Regions from separate parts of the Homo sapiens genome. Here region 2 is linked to region 1. Evidence: read pairs that join two places in POLR2A ChIA-PET (ENCODE). Cell type or tissue: MCF 10A. All regions are shown on one strand. Links, peaks and the distances in the headings refer to the core of each region. The heading gives the core; the rest is flanking DNA. Region 1 overlaps PTPDC1 (protein tyrosine phosphatase domain containing 1). Region 2 has its middle 9.3 kb from the start of MIRLET7A1HG.

Region 1 (12,250 bases), core at 2,478-10,477:
GCAATTGTGAATGGGAGTTCACTCATGATTTGGCTCTCTGTTTGTCTGTTGTTGGTGTATAAGAATGCTTGTGATTTTTGTACATTGATTTTGTATCCTGAGACTTTGCTGAAGTTGCCTGTCAGCTTAAGGAGATTTTGGGCTTGAGACAATGGGGTTTTCTAGATATACAATCATGTCGTCTGCAAACAGGGACAATTTGACTTCCTCTTTTCCCAATTGAATACCCTTTATTTCCTTCTCCTGCCTAATTGCCCAGGCCAGAACTTCCAACACTATGTTGAATAGGAGTGGTGAGAGAGGGCATCCCTGTCTTGTGCCAGTTTTCAAAGGGAATGCTTCCAGTTTTTGCCCATTCAGTATGATATTGGCTGTGGGTTTGTCATAGATAGCTCTTATTATTTTGAAATACGTCCCATCAATGCCTAATTTATTGAGAGTTTTTAGTATGAAGGGTTGTTGAATTTTGTCAAAGGCTTTTTTCTGCATCTATTGAGATAATCATGTGGTTTTTGTCTTTGGCTCTGTTTATATGCTGGATTACATTTATTGATTTGCGTATATTGAACCAGCCTTGCATCCCAGGGATGAAGCCCAGTTGATCATGGTGGATAAGCTTTTTGATGTGCTGCTGGATTCGTTTTGCCAGTATTTTACTGAGGATTTTTGCATCAATGTTCATCAAGGATATTGGTCTAAAATTCTCTTTTTTTGTTGTGTCTCTGCCTGGCTTTGGTATCAGAATGATGCTGGCCTCATAAAATGAGTTAGGGAGGATTCCCTCTTTTTCTGTTGATTGGAATAGTTTCAGAAGGAATGGTACCAGTTCCTCCTTATACCTCTGGTAGAATTCGGCTGTGAATCCATCTGGTCCTGTACTCTTTTTGGTTGGTAAGCTATTGATTATTGCCACAATTTCAGCTCCTGTTATTGGTCTATTCAGAGATTCAACTTCTTCCTGGTTTAGTCTTGGGAGAGTTTATGTGCAGAGGAATTTATCCATTTCTTCTAGATTTTCTAGTTTATTTGCATAGAGGTGTTTGTAGTATTCTCTGATGGTAGTTTGTATTTCTGTGGGATCAGTGGTGATATCCCCTTTATCATTTTTTATTGCGTCTATTTGATTCTTCTCTCTTTTTTTCTTTATTAGTCTTGCTAGCGGTCTATCAATTTTGTTGATCTTTTCAAAAAACAAGCTCCTGGATTCATTAATTTATTGAAGGGTTTTTTGTGTCTCTGTTTCCTTCAGTTCTGCTCTGAGTTTAGTTATTTCTTGCCTTCTGCTAGCTTTTGAATGTGTTTGCTCCTGCTTTTCTAGTTCTTTTAATTGTGATGTTAGGTTGTCAATTTTGGATCTTTCCTGCTTTCTCTTGTGGGCATTTAGTGCTATAAATTTCCCTCTACACACTGCTTTGAATGCGTCCCAGAGATTCTGGTATGTTGTGTCTTTGTTCTCGTTGGTTTCAAAGAACATCTTTATTTCTGCCTTCATTTCGTTATGTACCCAGTAGTCATTCAGGAGCAGGTTGTTCAGTTTCCATGTAGTTGAGTGGTTTTGAGTGAGATTCTTAATCCTGAGTTCTAGTTTGATTGCACTGTGGTCTGAGAGATAGTTTGTTATAATTTCTGTTCTTTTACATTTGCTGAGGAGAGCTTTACTTCCCAGTATGTGGTCAATTTTGGAATAGGTGTGGTGTGGTGCTGAAAAAAATGTATATTCTGTTGATATGGGGTGGAGAGTTCTGTAGATGTCTATTAGGTCTGTTTGGTGCAGAGCTGAGTTCAATTCCTGGGTATCCTTGTTGACTTTCTGTCTCGTTGATCTGTCTAATGTTGACAGTGGGGTGTTAAAGTCTCCCATTATTAATGTGTGGGAGTCTAAGTCTCTTTGTAGGTCACTCAGGACTTGCTTTATGAATCTTGGTGCTCCTGTATTGGGTGCATATATATTTAGGATAGTTAGCTCTTCTTGTTGAATTGATCCCTTTACCATTATGTAATGTCCTTCTTTGTCTCTTTTGATCTTTGTTGGTTTAAAGTCTGTTTTATCAGAGACTAGGATTGCAACCCCTGCCTTTTTTTGTTTTCCATTGGCTTGGTAGATCTTCCTCCATCCTTTTATTTTGAGCCTCTATGTGTCTCTGCACGTGAGATGGGTTTCCTGAATACAGCACACTGATGGGTCTTGACTCTTTATTCAATTTGCCAGTCTGTGTCTTTTAATTGGAGCATTTAGTCCATTTACATTTAAAGATAATATTGTTATGTGTGAATTTGATCCTGTCATTATGATGTTAGCTGGTTATTTTGCTCGTTAGTTGATGCAGTTTCTTCCTAGTCTCAATGGTCTTTACATTTTGGCATGATTTTGAAGTGGCTGGTACCGGTTGTTCCTTTCCATGTTTAGTGCTTCCTTCAGGAGCTCTTTTAGGGCAGGCCTGGTGGTGACAAAATCTCTCAGCATTTGCTTGTCTGTAAAGTATTTTATTTCTCCTTCACTTATGAAGCTTAGTTTGGCTGGATATGCAATTCTGGGTTGAAAATTCTTTTCTTTAAGAATGTTGAATATTGGCCCCCACTCTCTTCTGGCTTGTAGGGTTTCTGCCGAGAGATCCGCTGTTAGTCTGATGGGCTTCCCTTTGAGGGTAACCCGACCTTTCTCTCTGGCTGCCCTTAACATTTTTTCCTTCATTTCAACTTTGGTGAATCTGACAATTATGTGTCTTGGAGTTGCCTTCTCGAGGAGTATCTTTGTGGTGTTCTCTGTATTTCCTGAATCTGAACATTGGCCTGCCTTGCTAGATTGGGGAAGTTCTCCTGGATAATATCCTGCAGAGTGTTTTCCAACTTGGTTCCATTCTCCACATCACTTTCAGGTACACCAATCAGACGTAGATTTGGTCTTTTCACATAGTCCCATATTTCTTGGAGGCTTTGCTCATTTCTTTTTATTCTTTTTTCTCTAAACTTCCCTTCTCGCTTCATTTCATTCATTTCATCTTCCATTGCTGATACCCTTTCTTCCAGTTGATCGCATCGGCTCCTGAGGCTTCTGCATTCTTCACGTAGTTCTCGAGCCTTGGTTTTCAGCTCCATCAGCTCCTTTAAGCACTTCTCTGTATTGGTTATTCTAGTAATACATTCTCCTAAATTTTTTTCAAAGTTTTCAACTGCTTTGCCTTTGGTTTGAATGTCCTCCCGTAGCTCAGAGTAATTTGATCATCTGAAGTCTTCTCTCAGCTTGTCAAAGTCATTCTCCATCCAGCTTTGTTCCGTTGCTGGTGAGGAACTGCGTTCCTTTGGAGGAGGAGAGGTGCTCTACTTTTTAGAGTTTCCAGTTTTTCTGTTCTGTTTTTTCCCCATCTTTGTGGTTTTATCTACTTTTGGTCTTTGATGATGGTGATGTACAGATGGGTTTTTGGTGTGGATGTCCTTTCTGTTTGTTAGTTTTCCTTCTAACAGAGAGGACCCTCAGCTGCAGGTCTGTTGGAATACCCTGCCGTGTGAGGTGTCAGTGTGCCCCTGCTGGTGCCTCCCAGTTAGGCTGTTCTGGGGTCAGGGGTCAGGGACCCACTTGAGGAGGCAGTCTGCCCGTTCTCAGATTTCCAGCTGCGTGCTGGGAGAACCACAGCTCTTTTCAAAGCTGTCAGACAGGGACATTTAAGTATGCAAAAGTTACTGCTGTCTTTTTGTTTGTCTGTGCCCTGCCCCCAGAGGTGGAGCCTATAGAGGCAGGCAGGCCTCCTTGAGCTGTGGTGGGCTCCACCCAGTTCGAGCTTCCCGGCTGCTTTGTTTACCTAAGCAAGCCTGGGCAATGGCGGGCACCCCTCCCCCAGCCTTGCTGCCGCCTTGCAGTTTGATCTCAGACTGCTGTGCTAACAATCAGCGAGACTCCGTGGGCGTAGGACCCTCCGAGCCAGGTGCGGGATATAATCTTGTGGTGCGCAGTTTTTTAAGCCCGTCCGAAAAGCGCAGTGTTCGGGTGGGAGTGACCCGACTTTCCAGGTGCCGTCCATCACCCCTTTCTTTGACTCAGAAAGGGAACCCCCTGACCCCTTGCGCTTCCCAAGTGAGGCAGTGCCTCGCCCTGCTTCGGCTGAGGCACGGTGCGTGCGCCCACTGACCTGCGCCCACTGTCTGGCACTCCCTAATGAGATGAACCCGGTACCTCAGATGGAAATGCAGAAATCACCCGTCTTCTGCGTCGCTCACGCTGGGAGCTGTAGACCGGAGCTGTTCCTATTCGGCCATCTTGGCTCCTCCCCTCAGGAAATGTCTTAAGTAACATAAAATGTGCTTTGTGAGTAAATGTTAACAGTAAAGTTACTGGGAATGTAAAATCCCTCTTATTTTATGCAGTGTATGCACTGAGATCTACATGCCTCAGTCTCAGTGTAGATCTGTGTACTTTTCATTAGTGTTTGTACTTTCATTAATTTCCTGTATGTTGATTTTCTTTTCCTTTTCTTTTTTCCTAGTTTACTTCTACAATTTCGGATGGAAGGATTATGGTGTAGCGTCTCTTACTACTATCCTAGATATGGTGAAGGTGATGACATTTGCCTTACAGGAAGGAAAAGTAGCTATCCATTGTCATGCAGGGCTTGGTCGAACAGGTAGGTCCTAAGAGGTGGTTTATTGCCTGTAGGCATATTTAAACATAAAAGGAATAAGATTTCCTAATTTGAGGGTAAATGTTTCTCAGAATCCTATCAAAGCTTTGGAGTCAGGTGGAAGAAGGGAATAAGTTCTAGTGTTCTGTACCACTGTAGGGTGTCTATAGTTAAAATGATATATAGTTTCAAATAGCTAGAAGGAGGATATTGAATGTTCCCAACACAAATGCATGATAAATGTTGAAGATTATGCGTATACTAAATACACTGATCTGATCACTATACATTATATGTATTAAAACATCACTATATACCCCATAGATATGTATAATTATTATGTTAACATTAAAAATTAAATCAAAAAAAATTTTAAGATATTTGAAATACCGTAAACAGGTAGTTACAATGACCGTATATATATCATTTTAAAGTCTTTAGCAACAATGTGAGTTGGAGAAACTGCAATTTGAGAGAAGTAATTTGCTACATTTAGTAAGTGCCAGGGCCACACTTTAAATCCATGGTTGTCTGACTCCAGAGTTCATGTGCTTTCCATTTTTGGAGGTATAAGGATTTTGTTTGTGAAGAAGAGTCTATCTGTGCCCAGAATTCTATTAAAAAGTCAGTGATTTTACTTAAAACATTCAGCTGAATTTCATTACAGTGCTGATATTGGGGCAAAAATGAAGGCCGTAGGGCTGAAATTTTCATTGTCATCTGATCCAACCACATGCAGCTCAGCTCTGTCCGCAGTGTACCTGTGCTCCTGCCAGGGGATCTGCCACATACCTGGAAGCATGCGCAGGGGAGGGGACTCAGCTCTGCTTGAGATTAGTAGCTCTTAGGATCAAGCCAAAATCTCACTGTTTCTAGACATTGACATGATAGCTCTGCAGACATTTTACATTTATACTAAGATCTTCTGTGTCCTAGTGAGAAAGGTATGTTGTTACCGACTGTGAACTGGAGAGCATGCAGTTTTCAGAGGTTCTGATTTTCATATGTAACAAGATGTTCACAAACTTGGGGATCACACAGGTGTATTTGATTTGCCTTTTACTTTAATATTAATTGACTGTTATATTTGAATTAATTTATTAATTATTACCTTTTAACTAGTAATAACCTTACTAGTTATTCCTTTTAATTAGATGTTAGTAAGAATACCTAATGTTTATACCACTAAGCCTGGCTTCCTTAAGATTGCTTAATTTTCCATAATTGCTTATGGAAAAATAGAATTATATCATGGTCTGAAGGAAAACACATATTAGTATAGGCACAATCTGGAAAAAGAATTGCCAAGAAGAAAAGTAGGCTGCAAATATGAATAATCCCTAAAGAAGAAACTGCCGTGGTAGGGAGAGTGCCAAGCTGGGATGTGCCAGCAGTTGATGGCAAAGATAGCAGGGTGGGAGGTTCCAAACACAAAGTGTATGGATTGATTGGATGGAAATTCTCAAGAACTGTTCAGAGTGGAAAATAGAAACAGGATTTGCTTTCTTCTGATGGAGTTAAGTAGAACAAGGAGGATAGATGGGCCAGATGATCAGTTTCCCTTCCCTCCTGCACACTTACTCACCTACCTTGTGCCTGTGCTGGCACAGCTCTGGGCTACTGAGATGACTCAGTCATGGGGAGGCGGTGCCACATAGACATTTAATAAAGTTCTGTGCAGTAAGGAACGTGCAAAATAACACCTCTACAAAAAGTCACAAAGTTATCATCATAATTGTCCTTAAAATGTGTCTCTATTTATATGGTTTCTTAACACATATTCAAATTGTAAATCATCAAAGAGTGATAAATAAAATAAATAAAAATGTAAGCTTTTCTCATACCAGTCTTCTCTTCTTCACTGTTTAGGTGTTTTAATAGCCTGTTACTTAGTTTTTGCAACGAGAATGACTGCTGACCAAGCAATTATATTTGTGCGGGCAAAGCGACCCAATTCCATACAAACCAGAGGACAGCTCCTCTGTGTAAGGGAATTTACTCAGTTTCTAACTCCTCTCCGCAATATATTCTCTTGCTGTGATCCCAAAGCACATGCTGTCACCTTACCTCAATATCTAATTCGCCAGCGTCATCTGCTTCATGGTTATGAGGCACGACTTCTGAAACACGTGCCAAAAATTATCCACCTAGTTTGCAAATTGCTGCTGGACTTAGCGGAGAACAGGCCAGTGATGATGAAGGATGTGTCCGAAGGACCTGGTCTCTCTGCTGAAATAGAAAAGACAATGTCTGAGATGGTCACCATGCAGCTGGATAAAGAGTTACTGAGGCATGACAGTGATGTGTCCAACCCGCCTAACCCCACTGCAGTGGCAGCAGATTTTGACAATCGAGGCATGATTTTCTCCAATGAGCAACAGTTTGACCCTCTTTGGAAAAGGCGGAATGTTGAGTGCCTTCAACCCCTGACTCATCTGAAAAGGCGGCTCAGCTACAGTGACTCAGATTTAAAGAGGGCCGAGAACCTCCTGGAGCAAGGGGAGACTCCACAGACAGTGCCTGCCCAGATCTTGGTTGGCCACAAGCCCAGGCAGCAGAAGCTCATAAGCCATTGTTACATCCCACAGTCTCCAGAACCAGACTTACACAAGGAAGCCTTGGTTCGCAGCACACTTTCTTTCTGGAGTCAGTCAAAGTTTGGAGGCCTGGAAGGACTCAAAGATAATGGGTCACCAATTTTCCATGGAAGGATCATTCCAAAGGAAGCACAGCAGAGTGGAGCTTTCTCTGCAGATGTTTCAGGCTCACACAGCCCTGGGGAGCCAGTTTCACCCAGCTTTGCAAATGTCCATAAGGATCCAAACCCTGCTCACCAGCAAGTGTCTCACTGTCAGTGTAAAACTCATGGTGTTGGGAGCCCTGGCTCTGTCAGGCAGAACAGCAGGACACCCCGAAGCCCTCTGGACTGTGGCTCCAGTCCCAAAGCACAGTTCTTGGTTGAACATGAAACCCAGGACAGTAAAGATCTGTCTGAAGCAGCTTCACACTCTGCATTACAGTCTGAATTGAGTGCTGAGGCAAGAAGAATACTGGCGGCCAAAGCCCTAGCAAATTTAAATGAATCTGTAGAAAAGGAGGAACTAAAAAGGAAGGTAGAAATGTGGCAGGTATTATTAGTACTTAATTTAATTATAGATATGTGGGAAATATTTATGTCAGGGCAAAAGTGTGATACATTTTCCCAAACTTATTTATTATAGAAATGTGAAGATACGTTTGCATAATACTTTCTAACTTCAGGTTTCTCGTCTCTGATGCGAACCTGATGTTATAGAAAAAACACAGGGTGTTTGTATGGTTTCATTTAAATCTGCATACTCAAGAAAGCACTTGGTGTGATGCTTGACCCACACAAGGCATTGATATTAGTAGTTTCCTTCTTCCTGGGCCTATGGGGGCAACTGGCCCACAGCAGACAGCATTCGAAACTGACTAGAAGCATCTTTATGAGGCCTGGCAGAGGGAATCATACTTTGAGAACTACTGACGTGCAGACATAAATAAAATGTTTATTTTTCAAAGCTCATCAACACTGGTGCTGAGCAAGGTCAGAAGAGTGAGGCTGTCTCTTTGGCATCCTCTCCTTCAGACTTGCCAATCCTGCCCTAATAGGGCAACTATGGGAAATCAGGAGAGCAAGTGGGTGAAACCACAGATTACTACGTGCCATTCACTTTAGCTGAGTTGAGGTCTTTGGGGTCCATTTCTTAGCTTTTACTTCAATTAGAATGTAAATGTTTAACTCTTTTTTGTGTTGTGCTTTTACTAGGATACAGTCATAAGTCAGCCACACTTTCTTTGCCCTGAATGAGCACCTGTTCTCGAGAAAAGATAGGCCTTATAAACCTAGCTATGAGAAACAGCTAAACTACCCCAAAAGGAGGCTGACTTGGACAGTCGTGAATCACCGAGATCTTGACTTTTGAGCCCATAACCTACTGTGAATTATTTTAATAGCTCGCTTTCATAGTCTGCCATTGATTAAACAAGGCATATAAAATTTCTGAGTGCCAGTATCTCTTCAGTTGCAGAGGCATGAAAATTAAGTTTGGAGCTTCACATTAACTTTTAATTATATGATGGGAGGAGAGAACTTTTGATAAAAATTTTGTTCTTCAGAATTGTGTTTCGCCTATCCAATAGTTAAATGTATTGCTTTCTTCCAAAATGAATTGTTTTCTTTATTTTCTGCTCCAAACTGAAAAAGTCTTTCATTCAGTCAGCAAATATTTCCTGGGCATTACTGTGTGTTAAGAGTTAGCAAGAAAGAGAGTCTTCTATTTTAGATGAAAATCTCGCACCCCCACTCCTGGGTCAGCCCCAGTGCCCATGCAAGCTCTGCTGTGGTGATGAAGCGTTCAGGACTTGGTTTGGGCCAGACCGTATGTAGTGTATATGAAAGCATTTTCTGGAGGTGAACACAGACCTTTAATCAGGATAGTTTTGCATTTTTTTCCATTCTAGATTTTATTTTAGGACTTTTAGTTATCAAAAAAATCAGTTGAATTCTGGAAAAGAATAAAATGAACATTATTTGAATAGTATAATGCCACCCATGCCTGTACTAGACCATTTCACATATATTATTTCATGTGATTTTTCACAGTTATCATAGAACATATCTGTAAGGCAGATGATACTATTTCTACAGTCTTTGTTAATCTTGTGAATTCAGTATCACAGATGAGGATGCTAAAGGTCATGAAGGTTAGAGGGTAAGTGACTTGCTCAGGGTCACGTGGCATGCGTGTGGCAGAGTCAGGGTACAGCACATGTGTTTAACACTTTCCATTATCCCAAGATTCTTGGCTAACCTCCCTGGAGAGCCTCAGGAAACATCATGATAAGATAGTCATTTTGCTAAGAGCATTTTTGATTAGTGTCAGTTCTGCCCAGCTTGTCTCCTTCATAAGATTGAATCAAGAGCTACTTTGTTTTATACATGATCTATGGGATATGAAGGACTGTGAATAACAAAGTATTGGTGTATTCATAAGATAATAAAGAGAAGCCCAGTACCAGAGGGCCCTTGTGGCATAATAGAAACAGCACAGACTCTGGAGTAAGGCAGAACTGGGTATGAACACCCCCTTTGCCATTTTCTAGCTTTTGGCTCCTAGGTGAGTTATTTCATCTTTCTTGAGCCCCATTATATGTATTGGTGAGGAAGCTCCCTGCTGGGTGCCATTTGAGAGTTAGAGATAAGACATGTATTACAGTCTCTGTCCCACTGTGTGCATGTAGTAAATATTGGGTAGGTGAATGAATGAGTGAATGGTAGCAATTATTACACTTAACTTCTATTTTGTTAAAATGTATTTGACTCACTAAAACATAAATCTGAACCCTGTCAGAAATTCATGAAAATCCTTATCTCACTTTTCCCTTGCTCTCTGTGAGGTAAAGTATTAAAATCTCATGCTTAAATTTTCTCTAGGCATTTGGAGTATTAGAAAAACTTTCCAGTTATCTTCCCTATGTCAAATTTCAGGACTCGGGGCTTATTGTTAAATCCTACATAGGATGCTAAAAAGATATTTCAAAGAAGTACATATGCCCCATTTACCAGCTTTCAAGCACCTTTATTTTATTTTTGCAGACTTCGAAGCTCAAAGCTTTTCCTTTTCCTTAGACCCCAGGTTAATGTATAAATGTTCCCTTATTTCTACTTTCTCATCTACCATCTACTTTATTGCAAAAAAATAGTTCTGTTTTGTTCACCAGAAGGCTGAAAAGGAAGACTCTTGTGAACTGTTTCTGTGGTTTCTGAATAAAGTAGAGAACTTGGATTAACTAAGCCCTTTCCCTGTGCTATAAGCTTTAACCGACCTTATCTCAGTCAATCAGCCCAACAGCTTGTGAAGCAGGGGATGAGTTTCATAGAGAGAAACTGGGGCTTACAGAATTCAGTGTCTTAGTCCAGTGTCCAGCCTGGAAGTGGAGAGGCTGGGAGGGGTCCCAGTTCTGCACTCTGGAGCCTGAGTCTTTCACTCTTGTGGGCAGCGCAAGAATCATGCAGTGTCAAATGGTGCACCTCCCTCTCCTCTCCCTGTCTCTGTCTCTGTCTGTCTGTCTCTTTCTCTTCCTTTTTAGAAAGAGCTTAATTCCCGAGATGGAGCTTGGGAAAGAATATGTGGCGAGAGGGACCCTTTCATCCTATGCAGCTTGATGTGGTCTTGGGTGGAGCAACTGAAGGAGCCTGTAATCACCAAAGAGGATGTGGACATGTTGGTTGACAGGCGAGCAGATGCCGCAGAAGCACTTTTTTTATTAGAGAAGGTAAAGTGGCTGTAGGACCAGTTAATGACTGTAACTGAGGCCCTTAGTTTTTCACGCAGAAAAAAAAAATCCATTATAAAAAAAGAGAATTCACACAGAATCCCAAATCTAGATCTAATTTAATAGTTTTTCCAAGAGAAGAGAAGAAACTGATACCCAGTGTAAACACTTAGAAAATACAAAAATAAAAACGAGAACTATCCATAGTCCTGGGAGAGGCACTGCAAACATTTTCAAACATTTTAAACTTACCAATATGTATATTAACTTGTTAAAAATCATTTTAACATACAAGTTTATATTTCATTTTTGCTTAAAGTTATAACATAGCTATTTTCCTGTGAATAATGTAAGCTTTTCATAAATATTGACTCTTAACGGATATGATGCTGTAACACGAGACTGTGCCATAATTAAGCACTGTTTCACTGTTGGTTGTTTGTTTCTACTTATTTGCTGTGAGCATGCATATGGGAAAAATTATGAATTAGGTTGGGATATGCACTCATTCGTATTTTTAAAAAGGGGTAGGTGTCACACATATATACATGTATATATAATTTTTATTTGTAAAATATAGATGTTTTCTATATTTTATATATAAAAGATATATGTTTAAAATAGAGGAAATATGTATATATGTATAAAATATAGAAGGAGAAATAAGAAACTGGTAATAGTGGTCACCTTTAGGAAAAGATATTAGAAGACAATGGATCTAGGAAACGGGAGAAATTGTATGAATCCTTTTATATAATTTATCATTTTTATCCATACAGAGATACTAAATTTTCAGTTTAAAACAGGGTTTGTTTTTGTTTTTGTTTTTGTTTGTTTCTTTTTTTGAGACATAGTTTTGCTCTTGTTGCCCAGGCTGGAGTGCAATGGCGCGATCTCAGCTCACTGCAACCTCTGCCCCCCGGGTTCAAGCGATTCTCCTGCCTCAGCCTCCCGAGTAGCTGGGATTACAGCATGTGCCACCACGCCCGGCTAATTTTGTAATTTTAGTGGAGACAGGATTTCTCCATGTTGGTCAGGCTGGTCTCAAACTCCCAACCTCATGTGATCCACCCACCTTGGCCTCCCAAAGTGCTGGGATTACAGGCATGAGCCACCATGCCAGGCCTGTTTTTGTTTTAACAAACAATGTTATTGAATAACCAGCCTTGAGTTACCTGCTATGCTCCATGTAAACATCTCCTCAGTTTCTAAATTTCACTAAAAATCTTCTGCTGTTACTACACACACACACACACACACACACACACACGGACACATGGACGGATGCACATGCAGACATGCAGATACATGTGTTCACACACATGCACACAGATACA
Region 2 (12,250 bases), core at 2,596-10,595, 60 kb after region 1:
AGTCATTGACTGTGAGCATTTCTTACCACTGGACTGAGTTTCTGTGGAAGACAGAGTAGGTCCTAACCAAAACTCAATGGACTGAAGGAACGCAGATTCCAGTTTCACCTGATGGAGTTTGTAGTGACTTTCACAACAGATACTGGTAACAGGCCCACAGCAGGGCCAGCCTGGAAGTGTCATCGTGCAGGGTTCTCACAGTCACTTCCCTCTCCAGGTCTTGTCAGCCTTCCCCAGGGTGGAATGTGAGTTCTTTCCTCCTCCCAGATGGTGTTTTAGTGACCAGGAAGGGACATATTTCAACCTCCCCCAAAGATGAGGTGGCCTTTGGCCTCAGGAATTTGCCACAAACTCATGTGATCTCTGTGTTTTAGGACATTTATTTGAAGGGCAGGGGAACAAATGGATTGCAGGGAAACATCCTGGCTGAAAATATCCTGGAAAAGCTTAAGGAAGTACTTGAGACACTTCACACCGGGGAGCAAAACCAGCTCGCTCAGATGTGTGAAAAGCGTGGAAAAATCATGAATCTGGTATTAAATTATACTTTTTAAAATTTTCTTTTTGCCTAGCTGCCCAATCTGTCAAATTACTCGGTAAGCCTACATAGTTGAAACCAGATGTTTACTCAGGAGTATAGTAGAGGATTACTTTCCAAATCCACAGCCCAGTGCTAACTTTATTCTTGATTTGTAACGTGGAGCCCAGGGACGAATGTGTGTGTGTGTGCGGGGGGTGAGGGGGTGCATGTGTAGGGGGGGTGCATGTGTGTGTGCGCGCACACACACACATGCAGTATTCAGCCCTGCAGCCCACAGTGGGGTTGAAGGGGTCACATGTAGAAGGGCTCAAACAGGTACAGTGATTTATGAGATTTATGAGACTCCAGCCACCCTCAGTCATCTCGGAGAGAGGGTGCGGTAGGATGAGACTGGCGAACCGGCTATTCCTTCTGTTGCCTCCTGAATGGCTGGTGAGGAGGGACTCCTTTGGAGAGCTGAGTGTAATTCTGGCGTTTGGATGCTCAGCACACGTTTTCCGCACAGTGTGCCATATGAACCCTTGGTTGTTTCTGTGCAATGCTCTGTACATTGTACATTTCTACACACATATCTACAGTGTGCCTTGTACAAAACTAGATGTGTTCTACAAGACACTCCACATTCCCTTGCTAAGGGATCTTCAAAGGGAATTTTGAGGTAATTTTCCCCTTTGGCACTGACTTTAGGATGGATCCTTCTGTCAGATGGGATACCCCTTTAAAAGGCTTTAATTCTTTGCTGTTCACAAAGCACGTTTACAACCTTTAGCCTACTTGACTCCCCGAGCAACCCCGGAGGGGCAGGAGAAGGCAGAGTTTCCATGTTTCATAGATTAGGTAGCATCAGCCACCAGCCTTAGGGGCCTCATCTAGGTTGCTTCGTCTTTGCTCATTATCAGGTGTAAACTAAGTTGACAATTTTTTTTTCGAGACGGAGTCTCGCTCTGTCGCCCAGGCTGGAGTGCAGTGGCGCCATCTCGGCTCACTGCAAGCTCCGCCTCCCGGGTTCACGCCATTCTCCTGCCTCAGCCTCCCGAGTAGCTGGGACTACAGGCGCCCGCCACAACGTCCAGCTAATTTTTTTGTATTTTTAGTAGAGATGGGGTTTCACCGTGTTAGCCAGGATGGTCTCGATCTCCTGACCTGGTGACCCGCCCACCTTGGCCTCCCAAAATGCTGGGATTACAGGCATGAGCTACCGCGCCCGGCCCCCTAAGTTGACAATTTACTTGGAAGAAGTCAAAAGTATTCATGAGACTTCATAATTCTGCCGTAACTTGAAACTCTGAAGCCAACTCCAAAAGCAGAGATGTGGCTCTGAAAGAGGCTCTGGAAGAGGGTCTCCTAGCTCTGAATCAAGTCTGCCGCGGTGAGGCAGGGTCTCCCTGAGATCCTCTACCCTCAACCAGCTACCTGGGCCACCGCCTGAGCCACTCCTCTCTTCCTTGCAGCTTGCACTTCTGCTGAGATCAATGACACTGCTTGGGACAGGCTAGGTCAAGCCCCTGAGGTGCAATTATATATTCCTCTTTAGACTATGCCTTTAAGAATTGGTTTAGTTTTTCACAAGTTTGCTATGGTTCTGCCTCATCTTCAGCAGTCACCTCTATGGTGTTCATTCAGAGCCTGCCCCTGAACTGAGTAAGGAAGGGGTGGAAGCAGAAGAAGCAGGCAGAGGGGATGGCTCCTCTTTGATCCCCTCCATCTAGAAATGTGCTCAGCTTTCAGTCCCGTAGTGGGGCTCACTTTGTTTGTGAAGGTCCTTGTAATATTATCAATAGCTACCAGGGGTTTAATGTCATCCAGGTGTCAGGCACTACTCCAGGCATCTTACGTGCATCGCCCTATTTAATTCTCATGGCAGTCCTATGAGGCAGGTGGTGTGGTAATGTGGGAAAAGCTCTGACCTTAGACTCAGAAGGACCTTGTCTTCTAATCCCAGTGCTGTCCCTTCCTGGCAAGTTATTTGCAGCCTTCTGAGCTTCGTCACCCATAAAACCGTACTATGTAGGCTGGGTGCAGTAGCTCACACTTGTAATTCCAGCACTTTGGGAGGCTGAGGCGGGCAAATCACTTGAGGCCAGCAGTTGGAGACCAGCCTGGCCAATATGGCGAAACTCTGCCTCTACTAAAAATACAAAAAATTAGCCGGGTGTGGTGGCACGTGCCTGTAGTCCCAGCTGCTTAGGAGGCTGAGGCAGGAGAATCACTTGAACCTGGGAGGCGGAGGTTGCAGTGAGCTGAAATTGCACCACTGCACTCCAGCCTGGGTGACAAAGCAAGACCCCGTCTAAAACAACAACAACAACAACAAAACAAAACAAAACAAAACAAAAACCATACTATCTAAAGCAAAGGGTGGTCGTGTGAGGATTCCGTGAAATAACAACATGCACTTACTAAATCACCACCAGACCATCCTAGTACTATCATCACCTCTGTTCTACACACACCAGGGTGTCCTGTGCAACTGACTTTTAATACTTGCTTCACACATTCACAATGTCATCAGCCTGGGTAGGGCAGGTCTCTAGTGCATAGGGTTGGAAAAGGAAGGAAAGAAAGTTTCACTGACTTTTCTTCTCTCAATCAGTTGTGCCTAAGTGATGAAAAGCCAATATGCAGGATATTCAAGCTCTCTGGGGACCACAGTTCTCACCAGGTAGCCAAGATTGCTGATGTGTACACAGAAAGGAAAGCTAGCTTTGCTGAGGACATTCAGCAGGTGCTGCAGAGATCTGAGAGCACAGCCCAGGAAACGGAGGTATGGCTTGAATGGTTCCTCTCCTGTCCCCACATTAACAGGAAGACAATGTTTGGTTCTGGTTTCAACAGTTTTCTCTTCAGAGCACTAGGCCAACAAAGGTAGTGTATAAATGCAAAGGAGAAATCATAGATTGCATTCTCTAGAGACAGGTTCCCCTTGAGTCTGTCCTGAAACATGCCAAGTTTTGAAATGCGCACCTTAAGAACTGGGTCAGTCCTGATTGCTTTCAGGACTTCAAAAAATGAACAGTTAATAGCCAATTAATTTACCTTCCCTGAGTTCAGAAGATGGAGCTAAGAGTCTAGGGAGACCAAAGCAGTTAGAGTACATAGGACAGAGTTCAGAGAGGAGATGGTTACACAAACAGAGATCCTGGAGACCTGTCAGGGGTCTTCCTTGAGTACTCAGCAGTGAACTGATCAGCATATGTCTGTGAAGACACTACCCAAGGTCAGACAAGGAAACATAAAAATATTGAGGGAAGAGCACCTGATGCTTGCACAGGACAAGGAACAATGCCTATTTCCACAAGACCGGAAAAACTCATACATCATGGAACACTGGGAAGAGCACTCAGAAGGTCTTGCCTCCAAGTAGTCAGAATAATTAGCCCTAGATGGACCACTGCTGTGGACCCACCTAAAAAACAATAAAAGCAAGACCTGAAAGGATCAAACTCTTTCCAAGTACCTCCACTGCATCCCATAACAAAATTGAAGATTTATAGGAATACAAAAATATCCAGCTCCCAACCAAGTAAAATTCACAATGTCTGGCATCCAATCAAAGATTACCAGGCAGGCAAAGAAGCAGGAAAACATAGTCTATAATGAGGACAATAATCACACAATCAAAATCAAATCAGAACTGAGACAAATGTTAGAATTAGTAGATGAAGACACTGAAACTTATTATAATTATATTCCATATTTCAGAAAGTTACAGACAGAAAATATAAAAATATTCAAATTAGATCTACATCTATGTACTCAAACAAAAATTTAAAATTTTCAAATTTTTAAATTATTTTTATTTATTTATTTTTTTTTTTGAGACATAGTCTCACTGTCTCCCAGGCTGGAGTGCAGTGGCACAATCTCAGGTCACCGGAAGCTCCACCTCCCGGGTTCACGCCATTCTCCTGCCTCAGCCTCCCAAGTAGCTGGGACTACAGGCGCCCGCCACCACGCCCAGCTAATTTTTTGTATTTTTAGTAGAGACGGGGTTTCACCGTGTTAGCCAGGATGGTCTCGATCTCCTAACCTCATGATCCGCCCACCTCGGCCTCCCAAAGTGCTGGGATTACAGGTGTAAGTCACTGTGCCTGGCCAGGATCCCTTTCTTAGAAGGCAGGAAACTGAGATCCAAGGCTGCCCAGCTAGCAAGAACCAAGATTCTCCTGGGTCTGTGTGGCTTCTTCATTGGTGTGCTTTCCCCTACTTTTTGCTGCCCCATCTGGAAAGACCTGATCATGGGGTGATGCTGGTACTGGGTTTTATTTCTTTTATTTATTTTTGAGAGAGGGTCCTGCTGTGTCACCCAGTCTGGAGTGCAGTGGCACAATCACGGCTCACTGCAGCCTTGACCTCCTGGGCTCAAGGGATCCTCCCATCTCAGCCTCCCGAATAGCTGGGACTGCAGGCATGTACCACCATGCTCAGCTAATTTTTGCATATTTTGCAGAGATGGGGTTGTGCCATGTTGCCCAGGCTGGCCTCAAACTCCTGAGCTCAAGCAATCCACCTGCCTTGGGTCTCAAAGTGTTGGGATTACAGGTGTGAGCTGCCGTGCCCAGCTTGGTGCTGGGCTTTAGGGGTGAACTGAAGACCACCAGTTCCGGAGTATGAGATCTTGACTTTTTCTAGAAATATTAGAATGGTTGCATCTGAGATTTCATTTATTTCCCTCTAAATTATTCAGGTGATTTCTTCCATGTGGCTATTCTTTCAACAATGATCTGCATTTGGCTGTAGCAGAAGTCCATGAGCAGTGGCTTTAAAAAATTAGGGGTTCTATTTTTTTACTTTAATGAAATGTCCCAAGGTAGGAAGTCAAGGCTGGCTGGCTTGGGATCCGTGATGCTCCAGCCCTTTTCTCTCAGCCATTTGGTAGGTGCTCTTGTCAGCACGTAGTCACAGGATGGCTGTCCCATATAGGCATCCTGTCCATGATCCCGGCAAAGGGAAAGGGAAGGGTCAAGACTGGTCCCAGGGGCACATGCCCACTTTTAAGCAGCTTCCTAAAAGCCCACCTGACTGGATTCTACTTCTGCTTCCATTGCACACCTGGTTACTCCCAATGTCAAGGGAAGCAGGAAATGAATGTAGTATTTTTAGCTGCCCACATTGGTTCCCCCAAAGAATCAGAGTTCTTTGGGTAGAAAAGTGGTGAAAAACGGGTAGTGGGCTGGCAACCAGCAGTGTCTGCCAGGCCTGGGGCCTCCCTGCCTCAGGGTGGAAGCCCGGGCAGAGCAGAACCTGTGGGCTGGAGGGCCTCCCTGCAGGGCTTGCCTAAGTGTGTGTTAGTGCTCCCTTGGCAGGACACAGAGAGGCTCATCAGACCTGTCCACCAGCACCACCAGCACAAGGACCATGATCAAAACCATCGGAAACTGCCTGATCAGCGGCATCCACAGCCGCAGCCACATGGTTACCTCAAAGCAGGAGCTGGAGCATGCCTCCGAGTTGGAGAGGCTGCAGTGGGTGGCCTGGGACCTCACAGTCCCCCGCCAGCTCTGCCACCAGATGCTGAGGCTCCTGCAGCAGCACCAGAATGCGATATAGTTTCTGCGAGAAAGGACAAAAAGTTCAGGACGGAGATGAAGAGGCTCATGCACGATGGCATGGTCCCCCAGGTCCCTGAAAAGGACAACATGTCTATCAGGCACTAATTTCAAGAGCTCATTAAAGGAATAGATATTGCTGACTTGGTCCTGCCTGAGTTAGCCCAGGCGCTGGCCACCGTGGCCAGGCTGCCCGAGGCCTGCAGGATGGGCAGGGCCACGCAGAGCGAACTGTTGGAACAAACGCTCCAGGAGATTTTATGCAAGTCAGAGTTGGGCTTGCTGCCAAAACCGAACAAAGAGGCAAAGCTTCCTGGGGACCCATGTTATTCCTCCTCCACTTCCTCCACTGGTGTGTTCTCCACACAAGGAAGTGGGCTTAAGTCTAGGGAATCAACAGCGTAAAGTCATATTTTGGCCTCAAAATGTCAAAAACTTTGATCATTTTGCCTGTAATTTGAAAGTTGCTAGACTTCACTTCTTAAAAAGAAAAAAAAAAAAAAAACTTTCCACATTGTGATCTCTCTCTTGATTTGGGTTATTCTGCTGCTAATTAATCATCCAAAGTTTTTTTTTTTTTTCCATTTTTAATGGAAACCTGCTTTAAAAGCTTGTTGCTGAAAGCTAACATAGGAGGGCTTTAACTAGTGGGAGATGCTGAGCTTGGCTGGGCTGGAGGTGGTGCAGGAGGTGAGTTCTTGGCACAACTGAACAGAACAGCATCGTGCTCTGATGACTTACTGTGCAATTTCAGCTCAATTGAGCTTCAAATACTAGACATTACAACGGCAATGACTCCACAGAAATGAAGCCTTGGTTAGCTCTTGTCCATGGATTTTGTTCTTTTTCCTTCACAACAGTCCTAACTACAGTTTATTAAATGCTTACCATAGACTACTATGCACCCTTTATATTAATGAGTTAATTTAATTCTCAAAATAACTAAAAGAGCTGAGAATTATTATCTCCACCTTATAGGTGGACACTCAGGGTCAAAAAATGTAAATAACTGGTTTAGGATCACATATTTACTTAAACAGTGAGCCGTAAAACAAATTCAAGTCCATCTGGGTGAGGCCTGACTTCTTGTAGGATATTCCTAAGTCTCTGAAAGCAGTACTGATTTGGAAACATCACCTTAAAGAACACTGCTGGCCTGCCGCGGTGGCTCACGCCTGTAATCTCAGCACTTTCGGAGGCCAATGCGGGAGGATCACTTGAGGCCAGGAGCTTGAGACCATTCTGGGCAACACAGGAAGACCCTGTCTCTACAAAAAAAAAAATTTTTTTAAATGGTCAAGCATGGTATCCCCCACCTGTAGTTCCAGCTACTTGGGATGCTAAGGTGAGAGGACAGCTTTAGCCTAGGAGTTCGAAGCTGCAGTGAGCTATGATCGTGCCACTGCACTCCAGCCTGAGTGACAGTGACATCCTATCTCAAAAAAAAAACCACTATTACAATTCTCCAGAAGTTCACTCACTCTTCTTTCCAGTCCACTAGTTTTTATTAAACATTTATCTTAAAATTCAGTGTTTATGAATTACTTTGTGAATGTCTATTATGACAAGCACTGAGTTTAATGCTTTACATACATTACGTTATGAGAACTCCATTCCACCTGAGGAGGTAAGCATTAGAGTGCCTAGTGCCGAACGAACAGACAGATGAACTGAGGTGAAAGGAGATCAGCAGTTTGTCGAAAATCGCAAATAGCATGGTAGAAATGTGGGTTCTAGATGTTACTCTCAAGCCAGTCCTCCTCCTAACCACTTTATTAGTAACATCTCTGGTTGCATGTGACAGAAATTCCATCCAGCTCCAGGTGAGAAAAGAGGGAAATGTACAGCTTCTGATGCTCAACGGGGAAGGGATGGAGTGTCCTTGAGGATGCCTGGATGTGGGGACTCAGCTGCTATCATGACCTCTTTCTCTGTTTTTTGTCTCTTTTTCTTTTTTCTTTTTGAGACAGAGTCTTGCTCTGTCACCCAGGCTGGAGTGCAGTGGCACCAATCAGCTCACTGCAACCTCCGCCTCCTGGGTTCAAGCGATTCATTCTCCTGCCTCAGCCTGCCAAGTAGCTGGGACTACAGGCGCCCGCCACCACACTTGGCTAATTTTTGTATTTTTAGTAGAGACGGGGTTTCACCATATTGGCCAGGCTGGTCTCAAGCTCCTGACCTTGTGATCCGCCCGCCTCAGCCTCCAAAGTGCTGGAATTACAGGCGTGAGCCACCGCGCCCAGCCTTGACTCTGTTTCTTGACTCTTGCTTTGCTTTTTCTGCTGTGGACTGACTTCTTCTCACATGTCATTACAGCTTGGGATCTGCAGCTAAGAGGACTTCCTTCTCCCAGTCCATGTTTACATTTCCAGGAAGGGACACTGGCCTTATTGAGGTACTGTCCCCTTATAGGACTTACCAGTGTGTGTTACCCACTCACCTCTGTGGTTAAGGTACTGTGATTAACAGCTGAGACCACAACCCCACAACTAAAGTGGGGCAGGAGCTGTATTTCAAAAGAAGAGGCATGCTTCCAGGCCAGAGGACACAAATTTAGATGACTTCAGGGGCCAGGCTTGTAGTAAGAATGAAGCAGGCTCAATGGGGACTGTGACAAATAGCAGAGCCCACGCTGCACATAAAGAAAATATTGTCATGTTGGAATGTAGGCTGAGTGTAGCCAGAGATGCCAATTTTTTCTGAGAGAAGCAAGAAATCTAGATTTTTTTTTTCCTGTTAAATGTCTTGATTCTTTTGCATGCTGTCAGCTAGTTAAAAATAGCTTTAAAACATTGCGTGGGTATAAGAAGGCACTTCTGTGAACCAGATGTGACCCCCAGGCCATCACCAGTTTGCAAACCCCTGGTTGTAGGTAGAAAATATAATAAATGTCCACTCCACCCCGGGAATGCTCCCTGGGGAGATTCACTATGCCTGGAGCCTCCAGCTGTGGGTTTTCTCTCTTTCTGCTGTAACTCTTCAAAAGGCAGCTCTTCTGAGCACACAGAAAATGGGAGGCTCCTAGGTGAGGTTTTGGAAGGCACTATCCAGACATCACCCTCATGGTCAACACATCCACCATGCTCTGTGCTAAGACAGACCTGGGTTGACTGTTGCAGAAGACCCAGCGTATTAGGCAGGGTTCACCAGAGAAACAAAGCCAAGAGGAGATATATCCAGATATAAACAGATTTATTATGAGGAATTGGCTTGTGTGATTTATGGAGGTTGAGAAATCCCACAGTCTACCATCTGCAAGCTGGTGACCCAGGAAAGCTAGCTGGTGGTGTGGTTCAAAGGCCTGAGAACTTGAGAGCTGATGGTGTAGATTCCAGTCTGAGTCTGAAGGCCTGAGAGCCAGGAGCACTGAGACCAGGAGAAGATCAATATTCCAGCTGAAATAGGTGGTGCAAATTCAACCCTCCTCCACCTTTTTGTTCCATTTGGGCTTTCAATGGATTGGATGCTGCCCACCCACACTGGGGAGGGCCACTTGCTTTCCTCAGTCCACCAATTCAAATGCTGCTGCCTTCCAGACACCCTCAAAGACACACGTGGAAATAATGCTTGGCCACATATCTGGGCACCCTGAGGTTCAGTCAAGCGGACACATAAAACTATCACATTCAGGAATAAGAGCAGGAAGTCTAACCTGTGAATAGTTGGGAGACCAAGAGGCAAACTCATCTTTGCAACACCATGTGATGAGTGTAGGGCCGGAGGAGAGCAGCTACACAAAGGCAGAGCACTAAATCTCTCCTAGAGAAAGGGGCTTAGGGAGGGTGAAGGTCACAATTTCCAGGAGTATGTGTTTGCTTTACCTTAGTTGTCTTGGTTACAAGGAAAACAGACTCATTTGTCCAGTTGCAGAAAGGTAGAGGGAGGGTTCTGTCCTAAGGCTGCATGGAGACAGATAGACAGGTAGAGTTGCAATCATGAGATGGCAAGGCCTCTGGGACACGGGCCTTAGGGACAAGGGGCCTCTGGCTGTGGTTTGGAGTTTGGCTACTCTAGGAACCTCAGCTGCAGGATTTTGGTCTACTCACTACTCAGCATCTCTGCCCAGTTTTCTCCTGGGCCCAGTCAGCTGCTTCTCCCTCAACTTATTCATACTTTCTGTGAGTCCTGACTTTCATGAGCTAGGCTCCCCTTGTGGCCACTCCTTTTATTTGTGTCCTTCAAGCTCAGCCTCCACTTTTTTTTTTTTCAGGTGGAGTCTCCCTCTCTCGCCTAGGCTGGAGTGCAGTCGTGTGATCTCAGCTCACTGCGCTCACTGCAACCCTCTGCCTCCTGCGCCCAAGTGATTCTTGTGCCTCAGCCTCCTGAGTAGCTGGGACTACAGGCATTTGCCACCTTGGCTGGCTAATTTTTTTTTTTTTAAGTAAAGGTGGGATTTCATCACATTGCACCATGTTGCCCAGGCTGGTCTCAAACTCCTAAGCTCAGGCAATCTGTCTGCCTCAGCCTCCCAAAGTGCTAGGATTACAAGCATGAGCCACCGCGCCTGGCCATCTCTTCACTTTTAATTCTACGCTTCGAGAGATATTTACTGGGTACCTACTGCGTTTGCCAGGCCCTGTTCTAGAATGTAAAATACAGTAGTGAAAACATGCCAGACAAGTTCCTCGCCCTCATGGGGGTAGAACATCAATAAAACAAGCAAGATGGAGCCAGAGAGTGCCAAAATGTTACAGTGTTACAAAAACAGAGTGGTGAAATCTCATTAAAGATGGAGATTTACACTGGGTGGCCAGCAAAGTCCTCCCTAAATAGGGGAGGTTCAAGTGCCATCTGGGTGACAAGGACCAGCCAGACGAAGATGGGACAAGCATGCCAGGTGACCTGAGCAGTGGCAGGAGTGGTGAATGGAGAGGGAGGCCCAGGCTGGACACGGGAGCAAGCTCGGACTTGAACCCAAGGAATACCATGCGCTGCTTTGCTCTGCAAGCAGGTTGTTCTGTTTGACCCCAGACAAACAGCGAAATGCATGCTCTTCCTAACCCTTGCCAAATAATGATCATTAATGACAACCAGGCTGTTTATCACTCAGCAATCCCAAATCACTTTCCTAGGTATGATCTAGCTGAAATACGGAGTCTCTATCCAAAGGAACTCCGTTCCTAGGAAACGGAGTTGCTGGACATTCACTCATGTTTGTTCTGTTCCAAAGGCTGCATGTTCTCTCCACAAAATGCCTACATGCATGTCTACCACATCGGGCCAGCTTCCGGCAGAAGTATACCCAAATTTCAGGGGCTTACATGAGATGGAAGTCATGTCTTTCTCACTTAAAGTCCAAGCTTGTGTAGAGGGTGCCCTGTGATGCTACCAGGGGACTCAGGTTAGCTCTTCACTGCTGCTTGCAACTGGTGGACATAGTGGCTCTCCACCACACCCCAATCACATCCAAGTAGCTAGAAATCAGAAAGCGGGAGACAGAGGGAATCCAGAACCCCCTTCCATCCTGCTCACAGCTCACCAGCCAGAACTTAGTCACACAGGTACAGTCAGGGAGTAATTTAAGTCTACCATCACCAAAAAACTGGGTTTCTGTTTATTATAGAAAAAGGAGACATTGGATATTGGGGAACAACTATCGGTCACTGGCATGGCTTTTATTTTTATATTTTTTCCTAGTTATGAAAGCAATACATACTACCAGGAATCCAGATATATATATAAAGAAAATAAAGGTTAGGAGTAATTCCAGATCTAACTGTTGTTATAAGACAAACAAATTTTTTGTAACCTTACTTCTCACTTAATAGTATATCCTGGCCGGGCACTGTGGCTCATGCCTGTAATCCCAGCACTTTGGGAGGCCGAGGTGGGTGGATCACGAGGTCAGGAATTCAAGACCAGCCTGGCCAAGATGGTGAAACCCTGTCTCTACTAAAAATACAAAAATTAGCTGGGAATGGTGGCAGGAGCCTGTAATCCCAGCTACTCAGGAAGCTGAGGCAGGGTATTGCTTGAACCCGGGAGGCAAACGTTGCAGTGAGCCGAGATCGTGCCACTGCACTCCAGCCTGGACGACAGAGCAAGACTCTGTCTCAAAAAAAAAAAAAAAAAAATAGTATATCCTGATAATCTTCCCGTATCAATAAACATAGATCTACATTACTATGAGAACTTTTTTTTTCCCTTGAGACGGAGTCTC

Evidence for each region. Peaks named below come from ENCODE experiments on the same cell type or tissue, not always from the same donor. Only the 100,000 strongest peaks of a DNase experiment are listed, where the experiment ranks them.
Region 2: POLR2A ChIA-PET joins it to region 1 with 23 read pairs; 14 of 35 experiments call an interaction of 5 or more read pairs at or near these places.

The regions. Positions count from the first base shown.
Region 1 is chr9:94,090,839-94,103,088 of GRCh38, forward strand. PTPDC1 (protein tyrosine phosphatase domain containing 1) reads left to right here. Exons shown (of 9, transcript NM_001253829.2): 5 at 4,479-4,616; 6 at 6,483-7,741; 7 at 10,728-10,913. Among named protein-coding and RNA genes, the nearest start is that of PTPDC1, 12 kb to the left of the region's middle. RefSeq lists an enhancer at 3,376-4,128. In MCF 10A, for the core only: no CTCF peak of the experiment used is centred there; DNase peaks (open chromatin) are centred at 6,233 and 7,103.
Region 2 is chr9:94,150,812-94,163,061 of GRCh38, forward strand. It overlaps the pseudogene LOC107987099. Among named protein-coding and RNA genes, the nearest start is that of MIRLET7A1HG, 9.3 kb to the right of the region's middle. RefSeq lists enhancers at 3,052-3,221, 3,358-3,527. In MCF 10A, for the core only: no CTCF peak of the experiment used is centred there; a DNase peak (open chromatin) is centred at 6,350.